6 separate regions of the Mus musculus genome follow, and all the other regions are linked to region 2. A link is a loop called in an ENCODE intact Hi-C map of the cell type or tissue named here. Cell type or tissue: left cerebral cortex. All regions are shown on one strand. Region 1 holds the start of Kcnk2 (potassium channel, subfamily K, member 2). Region 2 has its middle 32 kb from the start of Gm46177. Region 3 overlaps Gm36561 (a long non-coding RNA gene). Region 4 overlaps Kcnk2 (potassium channel, subfamily K, member 2). Region 5 has its middle 10 kb from the start of Gm30088. Region 6 has its middle 14 kb from the start of Gm36561.

Evidence for each region. Hi-C counts contacts between places; a loop is a spot of excess contacts. Peaks named below come from ENCODE experiments on the same cell type or tissue, not always from the same donor. Only the 100,000 strongest peaks of a DNase experiment are listed, where the experiment ranks them.
Region 1: it touches region 2 in a loop (5-fold over the local background); 2 of 42 quality-filtered maps call a loop at or near these places.
Region 3: a loop joins it to region 2, with 11 times the contacts of the local background. A loop is called at or near these places in 2 of 42 quality-filtered maps.
Region 4: a loop joins it to region 2, with 6 times the contacts of the local background. A loop is called at or near these places in 2 of 42 quality-filtered maps.
Region 5: a loop joins it to region 2, with 3 times the contacts of the local background. A loop is called at or near these places in 2 of 42 quality-filtered maps.
Region 6: it touches region 2 in a loop (7-fold over the local background); 2 of 42 quality-filtered maps call a loop at or near these places.

What each region holds. Positions count from the first base shown.
Region 1 is chr1:189,338,843-189,343,842 of GRCm38, forward strand. Kcnk2 (potassium channel, subfamily K, member 2) reads right to left here and starts at 4,511. Exons shown (of 7, transcript NM_001159850.1): 1 at 4,201-4,511; 2 at 943-1,253. The coding sequence starts at 4,246. It overlaps A430027H14Rik (RIKEN cDNA A430027H14 gene), which reads left to right and starts at 4,209. Exons shown (of 3, transcript NR_165462.1): 1 at 4,209-4,498. In left cerebral cortex, no CTCF peak of the experiment used is centred here; DNase peaks (open chromatin) are centred at 2,712, 3,799, 3,958 and 4,579; H3K4me3 peaks cover 2,366 bases; H3K27ac peaks cover 2,095 bases.
Region 2 is chr1:189,529,936-189,534,935 of GRCm38, forward strand. No RefSeq gene overlaps it. Among named protein-coding and RNA genes, the nearest start is that of Gm46177, 32 kb to the left of the region's middle. In left cerebral cortex, no CTCF peak of the experiment used is centred here; DNase peaks (open chromatin) are centred at 2,697, 3,067 and 3,286; H3K27ac peaks cover 1,047 bases.
Region 3 is chr1:189,036,893-189,041,892 of GRCm38, forward strand. Gm36561 (a long non-coding RNA gene) reads left to right here. Exons shown (of 3, transcript XR_373831.3): 3 at 1,529-1,952. Among named protein-coding and RNA genes, the nearest start is that of Gm36561, 4.6 kb to the left of the region's middle. In left cerebral cortex, a CTCF peak has its summit at 3,030 (motif pointing right); a DNase peak (open chromatin) is centred at 2,640; H3K27ac peaks cover 677 bases.
Region 4 is chr1:189,286,959-189,291,958 of GRCm38, forward strand. All of the region lies in intron 3 of Kcnk2 (potassium channel, subfamily K, member 2), which reads right to left. Among named protein-coding and RNA genes, the nearest start is that of A430027H14Rik, 54 kb to the right of the region's middle. In left cerebral cortex, no CTCF peak of the experiment used is centred here; DNase peaks (open chromatin) are centred at 1,495, 2,184, 2,771 and 4,132; H3K27ac peaks cover 1,215 bases.
Region 5 is chr1:189,627,551-189,632,550 of GRCm38, forward strand. No RefSeq gene overlaps it. Among named protein-coding and RNA genes, the nearest start is that of Gm30088, 10 kb to the left of the region's middle. In left cerebral cortex, CTCF peaks have their summits at 1,057 (motif pointing left) and 3,050 (motif pointing left); DNase peaks (open chromatin) are centred at 1,050 and 4,910.
Region 6 is chr1:189,045,872-189,050,871 of GRCm38, forward strand. No RefSeq gene overlaps it. Among named protein-coding and RNA genes, the nearest start is that of Gm36561, 14 kb to the left of the region's middle. In left cerebral cortex, no CTCF peak of the experiment used is centred here; DNase peaks (open chromatin) are centred at 688, 2,691, 3,038 and 4,002; H3K27ac peaks cover 1,563 bases.

The DNA.
Region 1 (5,000 bases), 190 kb before region 2:
CACAAGATGAAACTAGAGTAAAGGTCTTACAAAACAAGTGATTAAATACAATAATAAATCTCTAAATCTATTATCCCAACTCATTCAAATGATTAAAAAAAACCCAAACACAAAGCAGGAAAAAGAATATTCAGATGTCTTGCAGATCATTTTCAATCCAATTTGAATTAAACCAAGAAAGAAAAAGGAAGCTGTCTAGGAAAGGGAATGTCTACACATGAAGAATTTTTTTTTTTTCAACAACCAACAAATCCCCTTGTAGGAGAATTTAAAGGTTTTTCTTGTCACCTAAGACTCCTGTTTTATGCCAAGGAAACCTACAACCAAAATATGGCCACATTGAAGAAGGCTAACTCAGATCTAAATCATTTGGGGTTAATACTTAAAACCTCTTCTACCATAAGGGTGGTGTTCACCTATTTTAAAATTAAAACTGGGGGTGTGCTTTCTCTTCAAAAGCTTGGTTTTTCTGTAGAGTAGCAAGCTGATCTTAGTTGGATTCAAAGAAGAAAGAACCACTCAATGAAGCTAACCTCTAAGGAGGAATTGGGTGACAATTTGTTCACAATGTAGGTGGTTCATTCCACGAGTGTCACTCTACAACTCTGTCTTCCTAAGCGGCAGTAGCGATGGGCATGGCCTCTGATAAGAGGCCCTGCTGCTTTCTCAGACCAATGCACTCTACTTCTCCATGGGCAACGGCCTCCCCATCATTAGCGCCTACAGCAGCGTAAGCCCCCGTCAGTTCTAAGACAAGGAAAAGAAGAAGAGCAAAGAAGTCTAAAAGACCAGGAAGGGGGAGATGGGAAAGAAATGGGAGGGGGCATGGTAGGAGGGAGGCGATGGAGGAGATGAAGACCTCTGCAAAGGAGGTCCACCCTGGTGCCCTAGTCTGCTCTTGCCCTTAAGGACAAACGGAGCCCATTTCACTGGGGCCATTACCTGGATGAGTTCGTCCAGCTCGGTGGAGTTGACGCAGGCATGCTGGGCTATGAAGGTCTGCTTCTGGATCACAATGGTGGTCCTCTGGGAAATCTCCTGAGGCTGCTCCAATGCCTTGAACACCGTGGCTCCGATGATCAGGTAGAGGACGACCACCAGGAAAATCGTGGAGACTGTCTTCCATTTCATAACATTAATGGCCGAGTCACTCTCCACCCGGGAAGCAAGCACGGTGGGTTTTGAGGAGAATGAGAGCCTCGGTTTGGAGTTCTGAGCAGCAGACTTGGGATCCAGCAAGTCAGGGGCCGCCACTGACAATGACAGAGAATTTGGGTTAGGCCGGAGGAGTCTGGAGGCAAGGGGCTAGCTGCTTCTTTAAGGAGGGGTCAACCAGGGCTGGCTGAACTTGGAGATTTTCCTAGTGGGAGCTGAAGAACTTCACCCAGCAGCTTTCTCTGGTCACTTGCAGAACCATACCCGCGCGCGCGCGTGTGTGTGTGTGTGTGTGTGTGTGTGTGTGTGTGTGAGAGTGAGTGTATATATATGCTCTAGAAAGGGGGCAGGGCTTCTGTTCTCTGCTGCCACTGGAGTGTCAGGTGGATGGAAAAAAACAGAGACCAAGAAGTCAAAAACTAAACAAATAAAAGAAGGCCCGAGGGGCTGCTCATTAATTTCTAGATTTGTTTCTGCCCATGATATGTGTTGATGAAGATGCCCTGAGATCCCAAGGGCTGATGATGGTACAGATCTTTGCTCCTGAGAACAGCTCATGGCTTGCTTCTGTACATCAGACCTTTCCACGGTAAACAACCAGAGTAAAAAATGTTTGCTACTTATTGGGTTTTCAAATTTCTTAACAGAGAAGGGATTGCAGTCGCTGCAGCTCAAGATATCCTGCATATTTCCTGGTGGGAACAAACCACTCTATTCATACCTGGCACCCATCTTCCAAAGTGGGCACATTATGAAACACGGTTCTGCCATCTCTAATATGCTTGAAACACAAAAGGAACTGCTAACTCTTGAGTCACCACAGCCAAGACACAGCAAAGCCCCCCACTTCACCAGCAAAAGCAAGAAGAAAGCAAGCCGGTGGGCTGGCTTACATCTTAGTAGACCTTCCATGCTCTGCATAAGGCTAATTGCTCCATTAGAGCTCCCAGATACTGTGAGGTGACTCTAAGCCCATCTATTATTTATCCCAGCTCTTCAAAATCATCATTAATGGCTTTCATTTTAGAAAATACAAAAGCTATTCGATGGCCACTTGTGGAGGGGGGAGATAAGCCAGTCATCACAAAATATTTGATCGGAGAGGCAACAGCAAACAATCATGGGTTATACAGGATGGTTGGAACTTGGGGATAAACACCTAGAGGAGTCATCCATTTAAAGCCCATCACTTACATATAAAAAAAAATACGCCAAATTACCACCATGTGTGTAATATAGGTTTCATAAAAACATAATCTAAAATTTGCTTTTCCATAAGCATATTACACATCCCCATGGAACTGCACCCTGCAGCTCCAGAAATTACTCAAGGGTAAGACACTCATAAAGAGCATGAATTTGCACACAGCTGTCTAGCCTGCCCTCTTGCCTAGCACTGTGTGCTGCCAGTGTGAGTTCCTAAGGTTCTCCAGTTCCCCATCAGAAAGACACTTTTCCAAACAGCTAGTTGATGAGCTACAGGACGAGAGTTGTCCAAAGGAGGCAGATGAAGGGACCTCCTCAAGCAGCCAAGATCGAGGGAAGTCCTCACTTAGAGATGATGAAATCAGAGCAGGCGTGAGGAATCAGCCCCCACCTAGCCCAGCAGCAGTGCTCTGCATAGAGACTCCAGGGTCAGCTGCAGCAGCAACTTCCTAAGTGAGGCTCAGCCCACCACCTACCAGCGTGACTGACTCCCTTTCTGCCAATTCACCTGTTCTGATTACAGCCACAGAGAACAAGGCACTTTTGCTGTATTGACAAGGGCAAGGACACTTGAAATAAGCACTCAGCCAGATGTTGGCTGTTTGGATTTTTAAGAGCTGTTAGAAGTGCTTACAGCAGTTAAAAATCACCATCACCTGTAGCCTCATGAGGACTCAGATTCTGACTAAAATAAAATAAAATTGAGCCCCCCAAAACACCAAAAGACCCCCCAAAAACAAACCATCACAGCAAAGAAGCCCCACAGCACCTCTCTAAGCAAAGGTCCCCCACTCCCCAGAGGTACTGATTTTCAGAAAGCTTTTTCATAGAGAGAATTAGAAACCACCACCAATGTTACCCAGCCCAGCCTGAAATTCCTCCAAGATACTGTCATGATGCACTTGGTGGGGGGAGAGAGGGCAGATATGGTAATGTATTTTATTCTTTTATTTTCTCTCTCTCTCTCTCTCTCCCTCCCTCCCTCCCTCCCTCCCTCCCTCCCTCCCTCCTCCCTCCCTCCCCATTCTCTTTCTGTGTGTGAGAGACCATAGTGTGTGTGTGTATATGTATGACCACAGTGTGTGACCAAAGTATGTGTGTGTGTTGGGCTGATAAATTTCTTGAAGGAGTTTAATTCTTTTAAGCTATGTCCTTATATTTAATTAGCAGAAACAGATAATGCACAATTGGCAGACTTAATGGATAGAATCTGGTGGCATACAGAATAAATATTTTAAAAACAAAACACCCCCCCCCCCACCCCGCGCGCGCGCCTTTCCTGAACCCTATCTAATCTAGATACTGGATTCCCAGCCTCTACTGTTCGGTGAGAGGCGAGGCAGGTCTTTCCACACACCCTTCACACCATCACTATCGCTCCCCTCCCCCATGGTCCTCCTCTTTAAGCTCCTGGTCTCTGGTCCTCATCCATAATCGGTTCTCCCGCCCGCCAGCCACCAGTACCCCCAAAACAGCAGCAGAAACAAGCTTTTAATTGTTTGCCCCAGCACTACTGCGTGTCCCCCATGCAATGGGCAACAAGTGTGATCAGGGCCACCGTGCAACCTGCTTGAGGGCTACTCTCTAGGGCTGACCCTCCTCTCTGGAAACTGTCTTAAGCTGCGCCAAACCAACACCCGAGGGAGGCAAACGCAAAAACCCCAGGCACCAGCGGAAAAGCGCAAGACGGAGCCAGGAATGTATGCGTGCTGGGGTTGAGGTCACCAAGCCCGAATCACATCCAACCCACAGAATGGAGAGGAAGATGAGAAGCTAGGGGACCTGCGTTGCCCTCCCGGGAGAGCGTGCGCGGGCCAGGATGGATGCCCAGGGTCTCACCTCCTGCAGTATAGCCGGGTCTCTCCCGCGAGGCGCTGGCAAGCATGAGGCATGCAGCATTCAAAATGTTTGTTTGTTTGTTTGTTTTAACACAGACTTGGTGCTTTTTTCTTTTCTTTCTCTCTCTCTCTCTGTTTTCTTTTCTTTTCTCTTTCTTTCCTTCTTTCCTTCTTTCTTTCTTTCTTTCTTTCCTCTTTTCTTTTTCTTTCTTTCTTTTTTTTTTCTTTTTTGTTTTTACCAACACGCCATTGTACTCACTCCTTATTCCAAGACGGGCTGCGCGCTCCGAGCTGCACGGGTAGGCATTTTCCCCGGCTTTGTTTTACAAGGTGGGGAGAGCGGGGCTGGAGGCGGGAGGGGTATAGAGGGGGGAGCGTGAGAAGAAACGAAATCGCCGGAAGGAGAGGACACCAGCGGTGGCAGGCTGGGCAGAGGGCGAGGCCGAGGCCAAGTTGGGATCGGACGACGACGCCCCCGCGCGCGATGGGTCACCCCGATTGCGTGGCCGCCTGGGGTCCCGCGCGGGCCCTGGGTGCGCTCGGCCCTTGGCTCCGTGCGCTCGGCCGGCGGCTGGGCTCTGCCCCGGGGCTCAGCGAGGGGGTGATCACTGCAGCCCGTGCGGCCGAGCACCCGGGTGTCTTTGTGCCGCGGCCCTGTGCAGCCCCTCTCCGCATGTCTTTGTGAGGCGCCCCGCCTGGCTCGAGCCCCGCCGGGCGCCCGCAAGGTGGGGGTGTGGCCCGGGGTGGCCCGCCTGGCCCGTAGCACCACTCTCCCCTCGCCTCGCCGCTCTTCCCTCCTTT
Region 2 (5,000 bases):
CAAGAATTCAGGAGTTTCTAATAAAATTGAACGTTCTCTCACAGTGAGCATGGAAAGCTGGAAGATCAGTTAAAGGGAAAGGATTTAAAAGGATTAAAATGTATTCTACTCAGAGAATTCTAACTAATTATCACCTCATTTTGTTATTTTTTTTCTCTCAATCACCAGTATTTCCACAATAGCGTGGAGTCATATTCTGCCGTTAGAACTTTCCATGTTTTTTCCATTCACGGTATTTATTGTAACCGGCTACAGTGAGCCCAGTCCATCCTCCCTTCCTCACGAGTATTTGCCTTTTTCCAGCACACAAATGTTTCATGGTAAAAGCTGATGTTTAAATTCTACTGTGCTCTTTTCTTCTTGACTTCCAGACTATGCAGTGGGGGAGGACAGGGGACAGGGACTTAACCTAAATGGAACAAGTCACAAGCTTTATTAAGGGGCTTTGGGGAAAGAACAAGCCTGCCATTGACACTCAACTGTTGGAACTCTGTGTCTCCTCTGCCCTGACTGGAGCATTAATTCATAGGAGAGGAAGCCATAACTGTGGTGAGAAAGGCCAGATGTGGCTTTCCTCTTTCATTGAGATAGAAAAACAGATATCTCTGTGTTTAGGCTGAAGTACAAAACAAATATATGTTATACATTTATTACTCTTTATATATGCCTTATACCGCTAATCTGCTATCTTATAAAAATAATAATTCCTACCTATAGAGATTATGCAAAACAACATGAGTTAAAATTTTACTTTAATATGAAGAAGACTGCTGGATTCTGCCTCTGTATTCTTGCTTGCTTTAGCAGGAGCCTCTCAGCCCCCTACCCAGGGAGAGCTAATGTTTATGAAAGCTATTTCTTAAAACAGGCATTACAGAAACTGCTCTGGCCTTGCCAGCCTCACTTCTGCAACATGCCTTGCACTCCAGTGGAATTCCCTCTTTCCGTGAGTTCCATCTTCAGTGGCCACACAGGGAATAGATTCGACACTGTCGTCCAGCCACCAAAAACTAAGAAATTGTAGCTTGGGCTGCACTTTGCAGAGCTCTGGTTTGACCCAGGCACTGGAGTAAAATACACCTAATTTCTCTAGCTCCGTAAGTGGTACTGTTAGGTTCTTCACTGGCCAGTCTTTCCTAGACCCACAGAAAAGAAAGAAAGAAGCCGTACTGGCTGGTTTTGTGTGTCAACTTGACACAAGCTGGAGTTATCACAGAGAAAGGAGCCTCCCTTGTGGAAATGCCTCCATGAGATCCAGCTGTAAGGCATTTTCTCAATTAGTGATCAAGAGGGGAGGTCCAGTTCATTGTGGGTGGTGCCATCTCTGGGCTGGTAGTCTTGGGTTCTATAAGAAAACAAGCTGAGCAAGCCAGTAAGCAGCACCCCTCCATGGCCTCTGCATCAGCTCCTGCTTCCTGACCTGCTTGAGTTCCTGACTTCCTTTGGTGATTAACAGCCCTGTGGAAAGTGTAAGCTAAATAAACCCTTTCCTCCCCAACTGGCTTCTTGGTCATGATGTTTGTGCAGGAATAGAAATCCTGACTAAGACAAGAGCTGTTAAAACTCCCCTTCTTTGTCTCAGCTTTGGGATTAAGGCTGTTGAAACAGAAATCAAATGTTCCCCTTTCATTAAACATAGAAATCTCTTTTCATATGGGTAACAATGAAAAGGCAGATACAAATCTTAGTTTTTCCCTTCCATCCTCCTTTCTCTTCCACATCCCTGATCATGTGGTGATGAGATGGATTTCTCTAATGATAGTACATGGATAGGTAATTCCCACATGCACCCCTTTGCCCCACAGCCTTAGAGTTTGAACACTTGGGAGGTTAAGAAGCCTTTACCAGGTGAAATTTTACTGGAGAAAGTGGGTCTCTGGGAGCAAGTTGTGAGGTTTTGCAGATCAGATCATCTCCTATCTACTCTCTGCTTCCCAACTGTGGGCTCAGTGAGACTCCCTGCCTCACACGCGCCTGCTGCCATTCCTTCTCCAACAATAACAGCAGTATCCTGTTGAACTTTGGATGTCATCCATTGAACTCTAGAGGTCATGTAGCTATTTACTTCTACCGAAGCATTCTATGAAGGGTAAAGAAGTAAATAAAACTCCCAAGTCTCAGGAAGTGCCTGAAACCTACAAGATTCACAAGAAGGGGAGGCTGTCTGCTCAGCCTAGCTGTTTGCACAGTGTGCTGAGAGCACCATACCCGTAGCTTTTGTGCATTAGAGTCCATGCTGAGGTGGAGTTTTCAGTGATATAGCTGTGTTAGAGTCATCTGTGCTCCTCTAGACAACCCCAATAAGTTGCCTAAGCTAGATGTGGGTGGAATCATTTTGGTGGTAGTGGTTAGTTATGGTAGTAGTAGTTGTTTGGGGTGGGGTTTTTTTTGTTTTGTTTTGTTTTATTTTGTTTTGATCTGCCAACATTGCCCTATCCAAAGTAAATAAACTTTTGTTCCTGTCTCCCTGCGGAAAGTTGCTTTGACAAAATATGCTTTTCCTCCTTTAAGCTGTTCCCTGTCAGGTGTCTGGTCACAGCATGTAGAAAGTAGCCAATCAGAGAAGTCTTCAAATGAAAACAAGTGTCTGTTGGTTGGCTTTCCCTTACCCAAGAATGTGTTTCTTTCAGAGCCCAGCACTCACTTCCTGGCTCCTCTGCCTTCCTTTCTTCCTGTTTCTCTAACAAGAAAATCATGCCATCACTATCATTGCTTAAAGTGAATGGGGATCTCTAAATACTTTCGGTATAATAATGCAGTGAGTTGTCATACGAGTTTAAAAATAAAAACATGAGTCCCCAAGTGATAGGACTCATATAAGATGAGATTTGAAAATGACTGTTCAAAATATGTCTTTGGTGCTCATTTTAGTTCTTGGTCTTTTTATCTGTTGTACGGTACCTACTCCTGGTTCAGTAACTGACATTTTCGTGATGCCCATGTCGTCCTCCATGGAGCCATCACACCCCATCTTCAGCTCAGGACTTCCAGCTCATCTTTCCTTCCATTCTGTGTGTGTGTGCACTGGGCCAAATGTTTTCTATCTCTGGCCTCATTTAGACATCATCTGGCCCATTTACAAAATTCACAAATTTTCTACTAAGATGATTGACAAGTTATGCAGAAATTGTAACATAACTAAAATGCATAAAAATAACCTCCTAGGCTCCATCTTGCCTGCTTTTTATCCTTATGTAATTTTAGCACTAGACTTCTAAAAGCTCCTGTTTGTGGTTATAAAAAAAAAAGGTGCAAACTCCATCTGTCTCTACAATGATCCAATTTTCCCCTAAAATAAATATAGTACAGAACTCAAATTCTCCAGTTTAAATTTTCCTTCTTATTTAGATACTTGACGTTTTATACTTCCAGAGGAGTCCTACTGTTTGGGAGAGGTCCCCCGGGGGAGGGAAGAAGAGCAAGAGATTGTGAGGTGAACACAAGCTACACACTGATCCAACATGCACATGGAGGGAATATACTGAGCCAAGACCAAAGGAACCTGGAGTTACTGCTGTCTAAAGGAAGCAAAACCAATGGCCATGGGATACTCCCATAATTCCAGGGTGCTCACTTCTGAGAGATGTTCATATCAAAGCTGTATGCCCATGGACCAGCCAAAGTATCAACAAAATGATAATCCAATGCCTTTAGTCAAAATTGATTGGGTCTCAGGCTTTTCCCAAACTAGGATATTTTCTTTCCCATTCCCACCTGTTTGAAATCTGCATTTGTAGCAGCGCGCTTGGCTGCCTTCAGAAAAGTGGTTAAGGCATAAAAGGAGCCTTGAACTCAGGAAAATATGTAATGACGATGATTAGAAGAGGAAGAATTGGAGAATTTTTAGTCTCTTGAAAAGAGATAGGAAGACCTCACACCAGTCAGAATGGCTAAGATCAAAAATTCAGGTGACAGCAGATGCTGGCGTGGATGTGGAGAAAGAGGAACACTCCTCCATTGTTGGTGGGATTGCAGGCTTGTACAACCACTCTGGAAATCAGTCTGGCGGTTCCTCAGAAAATTGGACATAGTACTACCGGAGGATCCAGCAATACCTCTCCTGGGCATATATCCAGAAGATGCCCCAACTGGTAAGAAGGACACATGCTCCACTATGTTCATAGCAGCCTTATTTATAATAGCCAGAAGCTGGAAAGAACCCAGATGCCCCTCAACAGAGGAATGGATACAGAAAATGTGGTACATCTACACAATGGAGTACTACTCAGGTATTAAAAAGAATGAATTTATGAAATTCCTAGCCAAATGGATGGACCTGGAGGGCATCATCCTGAGTGAGGTAACACATTCACAAAGGAACTCACACAATATGTACTCACTGATAAGTGGATATTAGCCCAAAACCTAGGATACCCAAGATATAAGATACAATTTCCTAAACACATGAAACTCAAGAAAAATGAAGACTGAAGTGTGGACACTATGCCCCTCCTTAGAAGAGGGAACAAAACACCCTTGGAAGGAGTTACAGAGACAAAGTTTGGAGCTGAGATGAAAGGATGGTCCATGTAGAGACTGCCATATCCAGGGATCCACCCCATAATCAGCATCCAAACGCTGACACCATTGCATACACTAGCAAGTTTTTATCGAAAGGACCCAGATGTAGCTGTCTCTTGTGAGACTATGCCGGGGCCTAGCAAACACAGAAGTGGATGCTCACAGTCAGCTAATGGATGGATCACAGGGCTCCCAATGGAGGAGCTAGAGAAAGTAGCCAAGGAGCTAAAGGGATCTGCAACCCTATAGGTGGAACATTAGGAACTAACCAGTACCCCGGAGCTCTTGACTCTAGCTGAATATGTATCAAAAGATGGCCTAGTCGGCCATCACTGGAAAGAGAGGCCCATTGGACATGCAAACTTTATATGCCCCAGTACAGGGGAACGCCAGGGCCAAAAAGGGGGAGTGGGCGGGTAGGGGAGTGGGGGTGGGTGGGTATGGGGGACTGTTGGTATAGCATTGGAAATGTAAATGAG
Region 3 (5,000 bases), 490 kb before region 2:
AGAGTGTGAAATTCTATTGGATTCCATAGAAAACTCTTCTTGAGGGCTAGGAATGTGGCTCAACTGAGAACATTCCTACACCCCAGTGGCTCAACTGGGGTGTGCTTTCCTGGCGTGCACAGGCCTGGACTCCAAATCCAGCACCACATAGCCTAAGCGTGGTGGCACACATCTGTAATCCTGGTGGCACACATCTGTAATCCCAGCTCTTGGAGGGCGGGGGTGGAGGTGGGAAGATCAGGAACCTGCCCTGCAGTTGGCATTGCCTCAAAACAAAACAATCCAAAACAACCCCCCCCCAACTCCCTTCTATTAATCTGATAACAACATTCAAGTCACCTGATCACCCCATGAACACTTTTTGTACATGGTCTATTAATAATCAACACTGGAACCTTAACTAATAGGCTGGGGGATGTTTTATGATACACAGACCTTTTGAACATCTCCTATTCCTCTTCGAACACTAGCAAAGTTCACCAGCTTAATAGATTCTGCAGTGCAGAATGCATGAATGTGAGTATTGAAGGTAATTAGCTTGTTCTAGCCCTTGTCAGTCACAGGATGACTTATTTCACATTGAGTGTTCCTCCAAGACCCTTTCCTAACACCCGGAGGAAAAGCCACGGCAGTGATATCACAGGTGACTGGCTTTGCCTCTAAACATAACTTGACATTGTAAGTGGTGTTTTGTTTTTGTGTTTAAACATGCATGTGCTTTTTTATCTGTACCGGGCCCTGTTCTCAGTATCGACTCACTTAAAATTCAAAGCAGTGTTCTGAGAATAACACTAAGGCATTGCTGATCTCCCAGAAGGGAGCAGGTCACTGGGCAGTGGGTGGCCCAGCTGGGCCGCAAGCTCAATGCTGCTCACCTCTTCGTGCTCCGGACACCATGCTGCTAGGAGCAGGATGAATATACATTCCATTTGCATGTTTACATTCTTTTTAAAAATTTTTCCCTAAATCCCTTTTCATTTGTAAACAGTGTTTCAAAAGGGAAAAAAGAAAAAAGTCCCTCCGGACAATTTAAACAGAGAGGGAATGCATTGAGGAGATGTTGACCCATGACTCGGAAGTTCAAGATGAGGAAGTCAGGTGGGCAGTGTGCTCTGAATCTGTGGGAGTGGTTACTGCGTCTGTGTTACTGGACACAGCATGATAAAGCTTTCATTGCAGTGACAACTACATCACTGTTTCCATGGAAACCAGATGTTGATGCTGGTGTTATTGGTCTTGCTGCTTCTGATCTGAGTCTGAACTTATGCATCTGATTGGCTACCCAAGGTCACATGACTATCATACGCTACATTCCATTCTCATAGGAGATTGGAGAACACATATTTTGCTTCTCAGGGTTACAGAAGGAAACATAAGAGAACTGAACAACATGGGGCAGACTTATTTAATATGTGTATATCTGAGTTAGATACTAAACGTTATGCTGCTTGTACTGGCTGGTCGTCTTAGTCCTTCCTTTCTTCGTTTAAATTAGCAACATTATTGTCTTCTTAATTTCCTTATTTAGGAATAATATAGTTTCGTGTGATGGAAATTTCTCAAGACACGGGAGATGGTTCTACATTTAACATGAACAAAAGGGCTCATGTTTACAGTACTCCCTTCCCACAGTCTCCATATTGTCAAGCACAGATGCTGTGTCTAAATAAAGGGCTGATGCTGTGATGGTTTATATATGCTCGCCCCAGGGAGTGGCACTGTTAGAAGCTGTGGCCCTGTTGGAATAGGTGTATCACTGTGGGCTTTAAGACCCTCATCCTAGCTGCCTGGAAGTCAGTATTCTGCTAGCTGCCTTCAGATGAAGATGTATGTAGAACTCTCAGCTCTTCCTACACCATGCCTGCCTGGATGCTGCCATGTTCCTGCCTTGATGATAATGGACTGAACCTCTGAACCTGTAAACCAGCCCCAATTAAATGTTGTCCTTATAAGAGTTGCCTTGGTCATAGTGTCTTTTCACAGCAGTAAAATCCTAACTAAGATGGATGGTATCTAAAATGTACTCAGTTTATTAACCATTTCCCACGCAGTGCTTGGCTAAGGTCCTCAGCTGTATGGAGGATTTGAGGCACAATATAAATACCTTATTTATTGCAGTGGTATGTTGGGAGCCCTGCTTTTGCTTCTAATATTGACTCCAATTTTTATTTCTAGGACAATAAAAGGTGGAGATCTCATCCCTAATCCTAAGGACGTTTTGTTCTTGTTACTCGTTTCATCTGTATAGGAACACACTATTTATGAGACACAATGCTAGCAAGCCAAGAAATTTGTTATTAAAGCCCAGGTCCTGCTTTACTTTCTATTGATGTGATATAAAGAATGACCAAAAGCAGCTTGGGGGACAAAGGGTTTCTTTCAGTGGACAGTGAAGTCCATCACAAAGTGACGCCAGGACAGGAACCTGGAGGCAGGAACTGAAGCAGAGGCAATGGAGGCACACCGATTACTGGCTTGTTCCTCATGCCTTGCTCAGTCTCCTTTCTTACACAACCCAGAAACACCTACCTACTCAGATGGCACCACCCACAGTGTGCTGGGATCTCACACATCTACCATTCATCAAGAGAATACCCAAAGACCTGCCCACAGGCCAGTCTGATAGAGGCAAAATCGGAACTGTGGTTCCCTCCTCCCTGCTGACTCTAGCTCATGTTGAGCTGACACATACCGCCACAGCCCACTCTACTCAGCTGCTCCGTGGGCCACACTTGTCACGCCACTCTCTAAGAATACTTAAGGAAATCTTTTTGGCATCTTCTAGCTGCTTAGAACAGAATTTACTTCATATGGTGCTTCAGGTTTAAAGCATGAATGATGAGTTTACCCAAGTCAGGGAGAAAAAAAGCAAGTGACAAACTTTCATCTGGCTTATGAGAATCCCTTACTCTTCCAGTGTATATGTCATACATATGCCATTTTAAACAGTTAAGAATAACAATGTAAAGAAATGATTTAAAAAAAAAATACCACATGCAGTGTCTACAGAGGCCAGAAGAGGTCATTGGAGCCCATGAAACTGGAGTTACAGGTGGTTGTGAGTCACCCCGCTGGTGCTGACAACTGAACCCAGGTCATCTGCAAGAGCAGCCAGTGCTCATAGCCACTGAACCATCTTTCCAGCCACATTTAAAAAATATTTTAAGTAAAGTATCACCACAATCATTTAGTGTTTCTGTGCTGAATTGGCATGATAGAGAACTTTATCAGCATTGATTCAGTCCACAATCTTTGTTGGAAGAAATAACCACTTGATAAACAGTTCAAGGGCAAGTCTATAGAAAAGGGGCCCTTAAAAACTGGCTTTTCAAAGTATAGTGTTTTTATTATTAGAGAATTTCATACATGCATAAGCTATATTTTGAAACTATCACACATGGCTTCTATAATGCTGGATTGTGTTCTAGGCAAGCAGCTTACCAATTTAGCTACACTCCCAGGCCTCATAGTTAAAAAAAAAAAAAGAAATTCTAAATCTTGGTATGATTATACATACCCATAACCTTAACACTTGGAATGTAGAGACAAGGGATACAAAGTCAAGGATACCATTGACTGTATATTTAAGGCTAGCCTGATCTACAAGAGACCCTGTCTCAAAACAAAAAATCCAAAGCACCCATGACCTAGACAATTTGTGGGTTTTAACCATTTAAGGGCTCCATACTATCAATGCCTTTCCATAAAATAGATAAATAGCTTAAATTTTCATATGCTACATTTTATAAAATTATTATTGCTCCTTCCCCCTTTCATTATTTCTTGGGATAGTTTTGCTATATAGCCCAGGCTGATCTCTAACTTGTACTCTGCCTGCCTCTACCTACCAAATGCTAGGATTCTGGGCACGGTCCTCCATACAAATAGCACATAACACTTTCTAGGACTGATGACATAGCTTGGTGGTAGAAATGTGCAGAGTTTGCTAAAGACCCTGGGTTCCACCTGATTCGCTGAAGGTGTTTTAAAATTATGAAGTAAATTCACTCTTAGAGGACATTTAAATGACATTAAAATAGACTTTTTACACCCCGGGGTGATTTTTCAACTATTCTATTACTGATAGACGATTATGATTGCCTCCATATTTCTGTGAATACAAACGATTACCATAGCAGACATTTTTTGTGTGCATAGCTTAGAATACGTAAAGAGCTTGAGAGGTGTGTGTTAATGTTCTAATACAGTTGGAGCATGCCTTGAATATTTTATGCTCATTCATTCGTCTCTTGGATGTTTTGGTTCTGTTCTAAATCTTGCTAGTGTCTGTGTTTCTGTCTATAGTAGCAAGGCATAAATATTTCCCCCCCCCTCTGTCTTTCATCACAGAACAGGAGATGAGATTTAGAATCACGGTGTGCGTATTTGTAGCATTTACTACCCAGAGATGGACACGTGCATGCAAAACACTTCCTTCTCCTCCAACCTGGGGGAGAAAACACCATAAATGACAGGAAAGCGCCTCAGAGGTGCTTTTAGAGGAACAGGATACAGTCCCGGGTAAGAGGAAGTCGATCGTCCTCCCTGAGCTGAGAAGGACTCCCTCATATGTCCTTCCCCTGCCTCCAGTCCCGCCTTTGCCTTTTGTTCCTCACACACTCGTTCCTCATACACCGGTAAACTACAGCTTCCTGTGCTCCAGGTCTTGGCACAAGACCATGATTCAGATGCCGCCTTGACCGGCTTATGGACTGGTCTTCATAAAAGGTTCCTTCTGGTTATCTTCATTCTCTGTTCCTCTCACCATTGGCTGGAGCTCAAGGCTGGAGCTCACTCAACTCCTCGTCAGCTCCTTGCCACGCTCAGCCTGGCTATTCCTCCTGATTTTTTTTTTTTATACCGTTGTTTCACTTTTCAAAGGGAAAAAAATACACCTTTTTTTTTTTCAAGTGAAAATCCTTACTACTCCAGCCCCCACTGCCACTCTCAGATTATCTCAATCTGACCAATGTGAGATTGTTCTGTCTAATCCTAGTAAC
Region 4 (5,000 bases), 240 kb before region 2:
AGAAACCTTACCCTCACCGCCACCCCCAAGTTTTCCTGATTGATTAATAAAAATTACTGACAGCCTGTAGCTGTGCAGAAGAGAGGTAGGCAGGGAAAAAAATTCCCAGGCTTGGGGACCTCAGGTAGGAACCACAAGAGAGAGCCAGGAGAGGAGGAAGAAGGGAATTACCATGGAGTAATGGGGACCATGAGCATGTGGCCACAAGGGCTGGCCTGATGAAGCAGGAGTAGCACAAACAGAACATATGTAAAGTGATATACTGGGGTTCAAGGCATAAAAGCAGACAAAATAGTTCAGAGGGTTGATATCTGCCCAGGTCCAGTGCTTTAACACTTACTATAATTCTAGAAGTCTCTGTGTCTTTTATTTGGATAACGGCTAGTTAAGGTGTATCTGCTCCCACATTAATTTCCAGCATTAGTTACTAAACACAGAAAAATTAAATCATGATACACTAGTGGATTTCTTCTATAAACATATCATATATTTATAAATATATCATAAAATATATTTATTAATATATGATATATTTATAAGTTATATATTTATAAGCATATAAATATATAAATTTATAATATTAAGTATGTTATAAATATATTATAAAATATAAATATATAAAGTAGTAAATTATATAAAATGTTCATGGTGTACACATTGGATCACATGAATTCAGGCACACATGTGTAGAGGTATGTGCATATAGGTTAAAGGATAATTTCAGGTCAGGCCTCAGTTTTTGTCTTCTACATTGTTTAAGATAATGTAGGTCTCTGGGTTTATTTTTTGCTTGTTTGTTTGTTTTGCTTTTTGTTTTTGATAGGCAAACCAGATTGGGAATATTCCTATCTCTGCCTTCCTTCTAACCACAGGAGCACTAAAATTATAGATGCTTATTGCTACCAAGTCTATTTTGTGGGTTCAAAAGACTTAAATGCAGGTCCTTGGCCTGAGTGGCATCACTTTTATTCATAGAGCCATATCCACAGTCCAGCAATGGCCTTCCTTGTTAGCATCTTCAGAGAGATATGATGGATGCAGCCACTAAACCTGGACACTGCTTTTGTTTGCTTGCTTGCTTACTTGTTTTTTTTTTTTTTCCAAAGGAGTGTTAGAAGTGACCAGAATTTAAGGCTAGTAGGTACCGTGTATTTCTGATGAGTTAAGCTTTTAATTGTTCATGCTAGTAGTATTTCTCTGAACAGTTTAGAACCAAGAACTTCCCAGAATTCCTTCCTACTTGCAATGAGCAGAAGCTGCTGCACATAATCCACAATGGTTTATATGCATGAGTGTCAGCAGCACCAGCTCTTCTGTCATCGCCATGCTATGCCTTCAGTACTAAGCAATGCCAACTCTTTAAGAGTAAGACTTCACTATACTAAAAACCTTCAAGGATGTACAGTGTAATTGTGAGCTGAAAGTAGACAAGCCTGTCCAAATGTCACTCTATGCCTTCCTTGTTAAATGAGACTTTTGCAAGAACGCTGTTCTTTTAAGCATCCTGCCCAGCTTTAGTCAGATTCAGAGCTGAGACTGGCTTTGTGTTGTTCTGCCAGATGCTCGATGAAATTTACACCCTAGGACCAACAGTATTGTGGGCCAGAGCTAAGAGGGCAGGGGGATTAGAAGAGATAGATGCAGTGTTTATTCAGGACATGAAGAGCCATTGTTGCTAATTGGGGTGGGGGGATTTTATGGTTTATTTATTTCATTTAGCATGAATGAGTGTTTTCCATGCACGTATGTATGTGTACTGTGTTCATGGCTGGTGCCTACTGAGGCCAGAAGAAAGTAATGGATCCCCTGGAATTTGAGTTATACATGGTTGTGAGCCACCATCTAAGGAACCAAACCTTGGTCCTCTGTAAAAGCAGCCAGAGCCTTTAATTGATGAGCCATCTCTCCAGGCCCTATTTGGAACAATTTCAAGGTCACAGAAGTTGTCATTGGTTCCCAGAAGATTAAAAGTGTGTTATTGTAAACTGTACAAAATGATGTACAAATGAGAGAAAACATCCTTTTGTTCTGATAACAAGCAAACTTGATATTGATATAATACTGAAAAAAAGGCCAATGCTTAGGAAACACCAAAGGATTCCAAATCCGTTTTCAAGAAGCCCAAGGTACTCCGTGTTCCTCTGCGCTCCTCCTCTTGCCTGACTTGGGTGCATACGCAATGAGAAGACAGATGACTAACCGAGCTCATCCACTTAGGAGTCTGCAACACCGCTCACAGGAATCTGGCTCCATCAGACTTCTAGCATAACTTCACAAATCTAACTCTACCCATCCGCGGGGCATCTTCTCTGACAGGTGGTGGCAGAGTGGGGGTGGTCTCCTCCTCCTCCTCTTTTTCTCCTTCTCTTCCTCTTCTTTTCCTCTTCCTCCTCCTCTTTCTCATCTTCCTCCTTCTACTCTTACTCTTCTCCTCCTCCTCCAGGCAATACATAAGCTTGCATGCAGATTTTGGATACGAAGAACTTACGTTAACATCTTTATACGAGTTTTACTTTCATTAATTTAGTGTAGGCAAGAGTCATAGAGTCAGAGACCCAAAGCAATTTCATTTGCACTTCCTCATTCAAAAGAGCAATACCAGTATTCCAAGCTTTTAAAATAATTATCCTCTTTAATAAGTTATTTTAAAAATATAATGAGTCCAAGTTAGAAGTTGGTTTGCACAATTACTCATCTTTAAGTTGCCTGAAAGAATCCCAACTTTCATTTAAAATAGACCTTAAAAAATCCAGCGTGCAGCTCTCTCAGAGGCTGGTGAAATGCCACAGACACATGAGTGTGCTAAATTAGTCATTTAGCGCTCAATATTCAAAGATACAGGCACTTTACCTTCTTGGGAGGGTTTGTGGCTAATTCTACACTTCTACTTCAAGACCCTTCGACTCCACACACTGGTAGAGAGATTTCTATACTCACCACATGGAACACAAAACATTGGGAATTCGGAGTTACAGTTTATACTTTTCCATTCTTTCCACTCCAGCCAAAAGCCAGCAAAAGAAAATGTCTTACAGTTTACAACACACTCTCTGTGTTTCCAAAACACATTGTTTCTTGCCGCCTCCTCCTCCTCCTCCTCCTCCTCCTCCTCCTTCTTCTCCTCCCTCTCCCTCTCCTCCTTCTTTTCTTCTTCTTCTTTTTCCTCTTCTTCCTCCCCTTCTCCTCCTCTTCCTTCTCCTCATCTAGAACTGCTTGATAAAATTACTCCAGACCTTCCTTCCTTTCTTACTCCCTTTTTTCTTCCTTCCATCTTTCTCTTTTCCTTCTTTCTTCCCTTCCTTCTTTTCTTTTTGTTTCTTTTTTCCTTCCTTTCCTTCCTTTCTTTCTTCTTTTCCTTTCCTTCTTTCCTCCTTCTTCCTTTTACTTCCTTCTTTTCTCCTCCTCCTTCTTTCCCCATGCTTTGTTTCTCATCAGCCAAATGCAATTCCAAACTGGTGGCATAAAGGTTTGCAGCAAGCCAGGTATCAATATCATAATATCTTTAGCACTTCAAGCCAAGTACAATCAAACAGAAAACCCAATATAGAAAAACACAGATACCACACAAGCCATATGAACCACACAGCTGAACTCAGTCTCAGCACTGTGGTAGCAGAAAGTGAGTATTCTTTGTAAAGGTGACAGGTGTCCCTGAAAGGAAAGATTCTCTACTTAGACCTAAAGGAATGGCCGGGACGGTAAACTAAAGAGGACCTTGAGTCAGGACCTCCTGTTAACAGAGCAAGCACTTTATTTATTCACCACAGGAGTTATCGCCTCAGCCCCACCCCTACCCTTTTGGTGAGATTCTGCAGTGGTTCCACTCCACAGAGACCCTGACCCTGACCCTCTAAATCCTTCCTGCTCTGGCTCCTGCTTATTTGTGAGTCTCCATAGCTTCCTCTTGGGGCCCTTCTTCCAGACCTCCAGGGGCTGCTCTGTGCCTCATCTGCATTCCTTGAACATGCAGGACCCTATGTTACTGAGGATCTGTGCCATGGCTGTGCCATGGCTGTGCCCTCTGACTGAACTCGTCTTTCCACTTGTCAGTACATAGCTGACTTCTTTTCATCCCTCAGGTTTCAGATGCTGTCGCCCCCTCAGAGTTCCTGTGGCAGCCTCTTTGGAAAAGCCGCCCACTCCCTCCTCTGGTTTCCATGATCACACTTCAGGCTCTCTGCAGCATTCACTGCAAACACCCATCTTGTTGTCTTGTTTATTGGCATTCTGATTGGCCATTGGTCTTTCTGACCCCAGTGCCATGACCAGAAGGTAACATAACTGAGCCAGCAGAGTTAAAGAAGAACCAAAATAAAGAAAGAAATAAAAGTCGGTGGGGGCGGGGGGGGGGGATAAAGTGCTAAAATGAAGCTTCCTAAAATAACACAGCATTTAAAACCTTGGCTATTTTTTTTAACTTGGTTTTCTGAATAGGATCAACGCTAGCTCTCGATGAATTACAAGTCTACTGTCTAAATACTCTCTTCGCTTTCAAGGTCCTTACTCCCTTCTCCTCATTTAGTCACCAAGACCAACTTAGTCCCTCATTTAATTCTGTCTACCGCTGTCTCCCTCTCATGACATCCCAAGCGATGCTCCTGTTGCTCCTGTGGCTCCAGTAGCACCTATGTGTCACTATGGCTCCCATGGCTCCTGTGTGTCACTGTCCCCACTTGCTAATTATTCCATTGAGAAGTTTCTAGTTACCTTCTTCCTGATGTACTTAACACCACTGCCATCTCCCACTTTACTTTTTAAAAAATCAATATTTTCTCTTATTTAGTAGGTACAAAATCCTCGAATATCAATTTATATTCAAATGCCTTTTCCCCTCCACCTCTAGCAGTCAGTATTTCCTGCTACCCCCTTAAAACGACCCTCTGGTCTACATGATAAATGTTTGCTTCTTCATCCCCAAACCAAGTCAAGTTGATGCTCTGACTGGGTTCTAACTTGATCTGCCACAGACTGGGCAGCTTTTCTCTTCCACCAGCAGAAAC
Region 5 (5,000 bases), 98 kb after region 2:
ATCCAAGATGGCGAGAGCCAGTGGCTACAGAAAGACACATTAGAATGGGGAAAGACCAAAGCCAACTGGAAACGGACACGGAGAGGGGCAGATGGAGTAGAGTGCAGAGGATGAAATGTTCAGTCCGTGGTAACTGAGGATGGCAAGGGATGAAACAAAGGCCGCAAGGCCACTTCCGGTTCAAGGTTGATGAAAGAACCTCTAGCCAACTGGAGGACGAGGGTGAGAGCTTGTCTCCTAGCAACCACTAGTAGACTGGTTTCCTGTCTCTCAAGTTTTCTCTGACAAACACTCATTAATGTATGATTTTTTAAAAATGTATAGTGGTATTGAAAAAAAAAAAAAAACAGCCTGTACAATGAAAGATTAAATTGGTATTTGAGACACAACTACGTTAGCATCACAGGCGACCCAGTCTCTAATTTGCCTAAAATGGAAGTGGGAGTGGATAATCCTGCACTCAAGAGAAGCTTGGTGTTTTGTTAGTTTGTTTTTCTTGGTGGAGAGTCAAAGCCATGCTCCGGATCAACAAGAAGTAAGTTAGCCTGGTCAGGAACCGATGAGTCATGGGTTCAGGCCAGGAGACGGGGAAAATGAAAGAGAGCCGGGTGGAAAGGAACAGAGAACCAGGGTCAGCCTGACAGCTGAGACGTCTCCCTGCTGATACAGGAGCCAGCTCCAGAGTTCGTACCCTTCACACCAAGAGACTAAACTTGAGTCTCTCGGAAAAGGGAAAATGGGGGTCACAGAAAAAGACCAGCTTCCTTTGTAATCGCCCTCCCTCTGCTTGGCTTTATTTCATGGGAGTGTTTGACCTCCCTGACATTTGGGGGGGGGGGGTGTCTCATGATCACATGTGCATTTAAACTCCATCAAGGAACCGTAAGCCTTTGTAGCAGTGAGGGTTATGTTTGTCTTGAGTCTCCCAGGCCCATCACCAACCTCAGTCAAGATTGATTATCATCAATTAACAACAAGTACTCTACAAGTCTCTGCTGTAAGCAGTAAAGACACATGGCAGCTCACAAGCAGCTGTAAATCCAGGGATCTGGTGCCCTCTTCTGGCCTCTGTGGGCACTGCACACATGTGGCACACAGACATATATTCAGGAAAAATTACTATACACAGAGAATAAAATAAATAAACCTTTAAGAACTCCCTGGCTTAATCATTTTAATTTTTATTTTTTGGATGGCCTAGGAACCTGTTGAAGTGGAAAAGATTTTGCTAGTTTTGTTTTTTGTTGTTTTGGGGGGAGAGGGGTGGGGAGGGGTGGGAGTTGTTCTGGCTTTGTTTTGAGGTAAGGTCTCTAATCCGGCCTGGTCAGCATGTGACTTGCTATGCAGACCAGGCTGGCCTTAACTTGTGGCCGTCCGTCTTCTTGCTTCTTGCTTCTGCCTCCTAAGCTACAGTCACAGGCATAATAAACTGCACGCCTACTTAAAGTGGGCAGTTTGATATGAAGCTAGAGAACAAAGATAATGCAAAGCGTGCATCCTTTTCAGACTTTAACACGGCAATAAGCAGAGCAGAGGATGATGGGAAGCCTGGCAAACAGCCATTCCCACAGGGCTCTGTGGTAAATACCTTTAATCCACGGCCAGGTCATGTAAGGTGGATTCCCGATAGCTCCACTACAGATGAAACTAATGCTTAAAGCTACGGTGAATCCTTGATCAGCATTTTCTTATTCTTTTTTTTTAAAGATTTATTTATTTACTTTATGTAAGTATACTGTAGCTGTCTTCAGACACCCCAGAAGAGGACATCAGACCTCATTACAGATGGTTTTGAGCCACCATGTGGTTGCTGGGATTTGAACTCAGGACCTTCAGAAGAGCAGTCAGCACTCTTAACCACTGAGCCGTCTCTCCAACCCCCCATTTTCTTATTCTTTTTATTCCCCTTTTAAAATTTTTTATTACCCCCCATTTTAAATTTTTTTATTACTATTATACTGACTTTAAAAACCCAGTAGTTTGGGCCTACATGATGGACAGAGACAAAGGGTTCTAGCCACTTAAAGACTCCTCTGACCACTTTAAACACTCCCAGGCTCAACCATGTTTTATGTTTTTGGAGAGTAGTGAGCACACAAGCGCACATGCATTTTAAAATCATTTTTAAAATGCCGTGTCTTTCCAGTGACCAGTGCAAATTCGTCCCCGGCCTTTGTTTGTCAACAGTGTGTGGCCTTCTAACACTTCAGTTAAATTTCCCTCTAAAACTCAGCTTTTCTGTCAGTTGTTTAACAGTTTCCAAAGCAAGACAGCAGGGCTTCCCTTACTGTTACTTAAATAATATGAAGGTCTTATTTGGACATATTAGCCCTGTGATTTCAATCTGGTTCTTTGATCATTGACAAGTTTGGTAAACATCAATTATCAATTATTAATTAATACTAATAATTCAAGCAGAATGTCCATGGAAAGGGAGAGATCATGTGTTATGACAGATTATACCTACGGAATTTTATTTGACATTAAAGTCCAGGTTCCATGCTAGGGCTTGGCTCTGAATTTGCGAACCAAGAAGAGTCTGTTGCCAGTTGGTTGCTCTGCAGGAAAGAGCTGGCTGTGAGGAGTCTGGCTCCACTGATGGACTGATCTAATAATCCTTCATAAACTGATGGGCCACTGTGACAACGAGGAAGAAGCCAGCAGAGGAGAGTGAGGTCCTCTGTCATGTGCCAGGGAGGCAGAGTTCCGACCTCTTTCCCCCTGCTGGCTGGCCTCCATGCGGCAAGCAGTGGTGTCCAACATACAGCCTGCTGTCACTTAAACTCAAGCGCAAAGCATTGGCACCGGTAAACAATAGATTAAAACTTCTGAGACCATGAACCAAAATCCATGCCTTCTCCACTAAGTTATCTCCTCAGGTGTTTTATCACAGTAACAAAAAGCTGTTCAACACATTTCTGGGGCTGGAGAGATGGCTCAGCGGTTAAGAGCACTGACTGTTCTTCCAGAGGTCCTGATTTGAATTCCCAGAAACCACATGGTGGTTCACAATCATCTGAAATGGGAGCTGATGCCCTCTTCTGGTGTGTCTGAGGACAGCTACAGTGTAGTCACGTGTATATAATAAATCTTAAAAAAAAAAAAAAAGGACGCATTGGCACACTTGAGAGCAGCAAGATGAGAAGCCTTGAAGTACAGAGATTAAGTCAGCATGGGCTTGGACTTCAGAGAAAGCCTGTGGACAGAATCCGAGAGGCTCTGTAATCCACGGACCCACGGACGTCACATGTGATCTTGTTGTCAGCCATCAACAACACAGTTCCTCCACTGACTTCATTCCATGCTGTCTCTGCTAAGGCAGGGTAGTGAGGAGCCATTTTCCTAGAACTTGAGACCTCATTCTCTTGATATGGCCCAAACATGTCATTCCCTCAGTGCCATGAGTGTTCATATCTAGGGGTGGGAAGCAAGGCAAGGGATTGCTCACACTGGCTGCCCACTCGATGTTTGAGGAGGTGACTAGGATCTAGCTTTTAGATGAGATAGATAGTGTGTGGTATAGAGAAAACCATCTTTCCTTCAGGATCTCCATTTTGTCAGTCTCACAGTGATAAAGACAACATAAATAATAAACAATACAGTATTTAGGGGAAATCACAATGGGTGGAGTGATAAATTACATTAAAGATTTAAACTAAGAGGCATTAAAAACTAAATATTTAACGTTTTTTAATTACATGTATTTGAGGGGGACACAGGCATGTACCCATGGAAGTCATGTGACAACTTCTATGAGTCGGTTCTCTCTTTCCACCCTGTGGGCCCCAGAGATGAAGCTCAGGCCAAGCCTGGCCCCTTTAGATGCTGAGCCCTCTCAGCAGCACAGTAATTACGCACTTTCTTTGTGGAGTCTTCTGAGGAACTGAGTTCATGCATAGCCTAAAATTAAGTTGTAGGCACGTTCCCTGTACCCAGCAGGCAGAGCTGCTTAGAGAGACTTGAGGGCTTCAAAGAGCTGCGAGCAGTGTTGGCTTTCAAGGCGTTCTCTTATTCTGAGGAGGCTAAAGTCAAAGAGACGGTAGAGATGGTAGGTGCTGACTAAGAAATCTCTGAAAACAGCCTGTGCTCTTTATCAGCAACTCTGTGAGTGAAGCAAAAGATTTTGCTCTTGGAAATTGGTTTTATAAATAGTTTTAGGGTAGAATGAGCTGGGGGAAGGAAAAGAGATCACAACTGCCTAGAGGTCTAGCTCCATAGACCTGATGCCCTCTTCTGACCTCAAAGAATGCTGCACACATGTGAATGCACACTCGTGCACACACATACAGACAGAGAGAGAGAGAGAGAGAGAGAGAGAGAGAGAGTTTTATAGGCTTGTCCCGCAGTCAGACCTGGTGTTCTCTCTGGAAACACCTCATTTGCAAGTCCCAGTTGGTTTTTACAGGATGGTCATTATAAACAAATACTGCAAGAGAAAGACTGCCATAATTGACTTATGTTAATTATCCAGGGGTCCACATTCCCTGAGTTAATTGATGCCAAGCATCTGAATAAAAGCCGTCTGCTCTGACAAGGAGAGTGGAAGCAACAGGTGGACGGGGACTCTCCATCTCTGCCATGGCAACCACGCTGTTCTCTCAAGGGGGGGGTGGGTGGGTGATTTTTTAAAGTGGCTAATTTTGGCTTAATCTCCTCACTGACTATGATGCACTCTGCATTTGGGAAATCAGAGCGAAACACTTCCAAACCCACATGTTCTCTTCTTGAGAGTTTATGGCCAACTCAAAGGAGAAAATCGTCTAATTTCACTTCATGCGCTAGAAGAAGAATTAGGTTGCAACTTTGGGCTTCTGGTTTTCAAAACAACAGACTGGTAGGTGTAATTTTCGGTCAGACTTCTCAGGGAGAGCTTGCTTTGAATTCTGGAAAGAGCAGCCGCACTCTGAAGACAGACTACACGCAAGCTCAAGCACACCTGCTGTTTCCATATGGTCGGAGCCTGTGTGGGCATCTCAAGTTGAACATCCAACCTCCGATGT
Region 6 (5,000 bases), 480 kb before region 2:
TGGTGTCTCAGATGGACAGCAGGGATGGAAGATGAATGGCAAGGGTGATGTTTCAGAGACAATGGCAGGGGTTAATAGAGGATAAAATGCAGGTTGAGATTGAATGAACCTCATTGAGAATGGTGGCCACTAGTCGTCTACTGAATTTGAAATCTTTATTGTTTAATTTTTAAAAGTCCACCCAAATCTCCTCTAAATTATTTAGAAAGAATGATGAGGTTGCAAAAAGCATTTAGAATATTCTTAAATTTTCTTCCGTATCTCCTAGACTTCATGTGCACACAGCGTGTTTTCTAGAGGCATCATGTCAATTTCTCCCATCTCACCATAGGCTCGTCCTACGTGACCTTCCGATTCCTGTCAGAAGGTGGTATTTATGCCCCTTCCTTTTGAGACTGTCATCCCCCATTGTAACAAAGCTCTCTGTGACAACCAAGAGCAGGGACAGCTTGCTCTTGCCTCTTTCATACCACACTTGCTCTTGAGACCTAGATTTCACTCTGAGGAAGCTCAGGTTGCATGCAAAGGCCTTCTACACATGTTATTGCCTGGCAGAGCAGTTGAGGTCCTGGCTAGCAGGCAGAGTTTTCTGTCAGTTACATGGGAACAGAAGCTCATGAGATGACACCAACAGCCAGCTCCATCTCGCTATAACTTCCTAGACAGTCACAGGCTGAGAGCTGCTCAGCTGTGCCAAGTCAATCCCCAGGAATCGAAGCAAGAACAAATGGCTGTTGCCGTTTTATGCTGCTGTGTTTAGAGTGACTTATGCAAAATTTTACAAGTAGACTCAGGCAAATGGAAACTATAAAAATAAAAGTGAATTTAATTATAGAAAAGGCATCCATTATTTGAATTAAAAGGGAAGGATTCTACGCATTATGTCAGAATAAAGAGCCTTTGCAATGAAGGCTGTGGTCTTTACTTTCCCATTAGCTTCTTTACAATTTTTCTGAATTATTTTATTTCTTTGTGTATGTCAGTGCACTGCATGTGGCCCTAGAAGGCCGTGCTTTATCTCCCTGAGACTGTAGTTACCTATGGTTATTCACCACCATGTGGGTGCTGGGGATGAAACCTGGGTCCTCTGCAGAGCACTGAATGCTTTGTGCTATCATCCCTACAGCTCCCCACCCCCATGACTTCCCTTATGCAAATAAGTGAGACCGAGGACCATCTGTTTCTACAATCTTGTCACCACCGGAGGTCCTTCTTGTGTTTTTTTCACTGGAGCAAAAGTTCAGATAAGGACAGTTTATTTCCTGGTTTCCCTTGTCTGCCTATGTCTGCAGGTTGTTGGAGCTAATATTAATGAGGCTTCCATCTCCTTATTTTATCCTCCAAAGAATCCATCCAAAGTTTGGATGGTAGATTACACAGTCATTATGGTCCAAGGTAACTGGCCAAGCACATAGTCACACAGCTCATTACTCCTGAATTTCCTCACCTAAACTGAAAACGATAGTGAAAAATTTGCCTTGTGTTGATTAGCCTAGTGAGAGCCTACCCATGAGTCATTCTCCAAGGAGAGGTGTGATGATTAATATTGACTCTCAGCTTGATAGGTCTAGACTCATGTAGGAGACATTTGGACGAGTCTGTGAGGGTGTTTCTAGATAAGGTTAACTGAGGGAGGAAGACCCACTCTAAGTGTGGTATTGCCACTGATGGCCTCCAGTCCTGGAAGAAATAGAGAATGATAGTGGAACACCCTCATTCCTTTCTTTCTGCTTCTTGACTATAGATGAAATATTTCCTCCAGTTCCCTCCAGGCTTCTTCCCCATAATGAACTGTACATATCTTCAACATTTGAACAGTGATGTCTTAGTTAGGGTTTTACTGCTATGAACAGACCCCATAACCAAGGCAACTCTTTTAAAGGACAACGTTTAGTTGGGGCAGGCTTAGAGGTTCAGAGGTTCAGTCCGTTATCATCAAGGTGGGAACATAGCAGTATCAAGGCAGATGTGAGGTTGAAAGAGCTGCTAGTTCTACATCTTCATCCAAAGGAAGCCAGGCACAGACTGGCTCCCATGTGGCTAAGAGGAAGTCTTCACAGTCCACCCCCACAGTGACATAATTCCTCCAACAAGGCCACACCTATCCAACAAGACCACACCTCCCAATAGTGCCATGCCCTGGGCCAAGCACATTCAAACCAGCACAAATAATACCCTCTTCTCTCCTTAATCCACCTTTATCATAGCACTGACAAAAGTAATACACTAGGCTTCAACACATTCTGGGCAGGGAGCCCATGAGCTTTCAGGCTCCACACTTGACCACCACGATGGCGAGTGTACAGAAATTCTGTATCCATCCTGATGTTGCAGTCTAAAGAAGCACAAGTGGACAGTAATCAGAGAGTATCAACAACAGGGAACAAGATTCATCTGTTCTTGGAACAGGATGTAACACAGCTCCCTCGGGTGAAGCATTGCTACTCATCTTAGGCTAGGCAGCAAAGAAATAAGGAGAAAAAGTCTACAGTACGAAAGCCCAGAGTTATCATTTACTGCACAGATTGGGTTTTGCCTTGCTTCAGAAAAGAGAAATAAAATGTCCAAATGCAAGACAGCTTGCGGGGCACCAGGATTAATCCTGCAAGCTTAGACAGTTTGTACCACAGTGAAATGAGCAGGCATCTCAGAAGTTGTGCCCACTGATACCCTCTGCTTGGGAAGGGGTCCAGATGGCTCTTTGTTCTACTTTAAAAAGCACCCAGGGAAGGAAACTCTACTGTTGTCTCCATCTTGGTGCTGTGTGCCAAGCTCTTCAAATTTTTACAACCAGGAAAGTTCTGTTTAGATACACATAGTTCTTCCTCCTCTTTTTTCTTAAAAAGCAATTTCATATACATTATCTCTAACATTGGGGAGATAAAGAAAGCTGAAATTTTTAGTCAAAGTACATACTGGAAATGTATAATAACTCCAGCTACTTTTAGAATTCATGAGATTGCAGTCTCTCTTTCATAACTCTTTTTTGCATTTTGGAAAAAAATATTCATTCTGACACTTTCTTCAGTCCTTTGCTTCTTTTTGGCAAAACACCCAGAGGGCTTTGGTTAAGCATTCAAAAAGCTTATTGATTGTCTGTGTACAAGTATTTTTGCCTATATATACACGTCTATGTGTCATATGCGTGCAGGCATGCAGACACCAGAAGAGGGTGTCGAATCCCCTGGAACTGGATTTTCAGACAGCTGTGAGCCATCATGTGGGTGCTGGGAATAGAACAGGGGTCCTCTGGAAAAGCAACCAGTACTCATAGCCACTAAGCCATCTCTCCAGGCCCTGCTTAGGTGTTTAGCAAGCATTTTAACTCATCAATTTCAATGTTTTAATTTATGTATGTCTTCTCTGTGTGTGTGTATGTGTATGCATGTGGCATGACATGCCTTTGCTGTGGCACCTGTTGGGAGGTCAGAGACCAGCCTGAATGCGCCAGTTCTTTTCCACTATCAATGGTCAGACACACTTGGTGTCAAGTGACCATCAAGCCACCTCACCAGCCTCCGTTTTGTGAATCGAATACCATTACCCACTGTACAATCGGTGTGCAGATCATCTTATACTGTCTTATGTTTCATGGGAATACATTCACCAACAAAGTATCATAATCCCAGGGAAGAACTCAAATTCATGAGCGGCCACACAGAAAAGCTCTGGCTCGAAAGGTCAGGAACCTTTTGGTGGTTTTAAAAATGATTTTTCGTCCTCATTTTTCTAACAATGTTCTACAAATCCTAAAATATGCTTCAAAAGTATGTAAACCCTAGGCACACACAGCTTGTTCGTGCCCATGTCTGAAGAGCTGGCTTATGCATAAAAAACACGAAATTAGGGAAGCCAGTTATTAAAGAAAACGATAGAAAGAAAGGAAAGTTCAGCACGTTTCCTATATCTGTATTTTCTTGAAAACAGAACACTAGGGCTGGAGAGATGACTCAGTGGCTGGGAGAGCTTACTGCTCTTAAACAAGACTCAGGGTTGATTGATTCCCCGCCCCTACATGCCAGGCTAACAACTGCCTGCAACTGCAGCTCCATGGATCTGCTCTCCGCTTGTTCCTGTGTTCCAGTGATGTACACTAAGTCTCAGAAGCAAATAGATGCAAATAAAATAATTAACGAGCAAGTCTTTTTAAAACTAACAAAGTCAATTCATATAGAGTCTTTACTGGTAAATGCTAGTCCACATTTTCCAGGATCTCTAGACATCCAATACAGAATCATGGGCATTTTAGTTAAGGTTATTTTAGAGAACCAATTTCTCACCTTTAGTTCCTTGTCCATTTTCTCTAATTCCAATAATACTGAATACATTGTATCTCTAACATAGTTCGTAGGCTAATGTACACTAATCTGCTCTTAGTGGTTTATGTTAGTGGAGAATAATAAATATCACAGCAAAGGCCACATGGAGTAGGAACAATGAACAGCCCACTGTTGTCAGCCACCATGATTTATTTCTTATTGTGAAACACTACTGGGGAAATCTGTCAACCAGTTTGAAGGTCAACTATAAAAGTGTCAATAAATATGAAACCCAGACCTCATGCCGGAAAACAGCAGAGAATCATCAAAACGCCATTCATTTCCTTAGCAGTGATAATGAGGCACTTACAGGGGCTTAATAGTCTCACCTGGCTCTCCTGTACACCTTCAAGTTCAAGGATAAGACTTTTTCTCTCTGTGGGAATAATAAAGCTTTGTAATAACTTTAGCCTTCAGACTACATAATAGGATTAAAAGGATATGAAACGTGTCTGGTTTAACAGTGTGCACCGAGTCTGTACCATGAATAGAGACCTCTTGCATGAGGCTGGAAGCATTTGCTTAAGTCAGAAGAAGAAGAAAAAAAAAAAAAAAAGAAAGGGAAGAAGCAGCCAGAAGATGGGAGCTTGTCCTGAAGTTCAACAGCCTGAGGGGTAGGGAAAATTCTAACTGAGTGGTCTCCGGGGCCCAGATCTCCTGTCTGTCTGTCTGTCTCTCTCT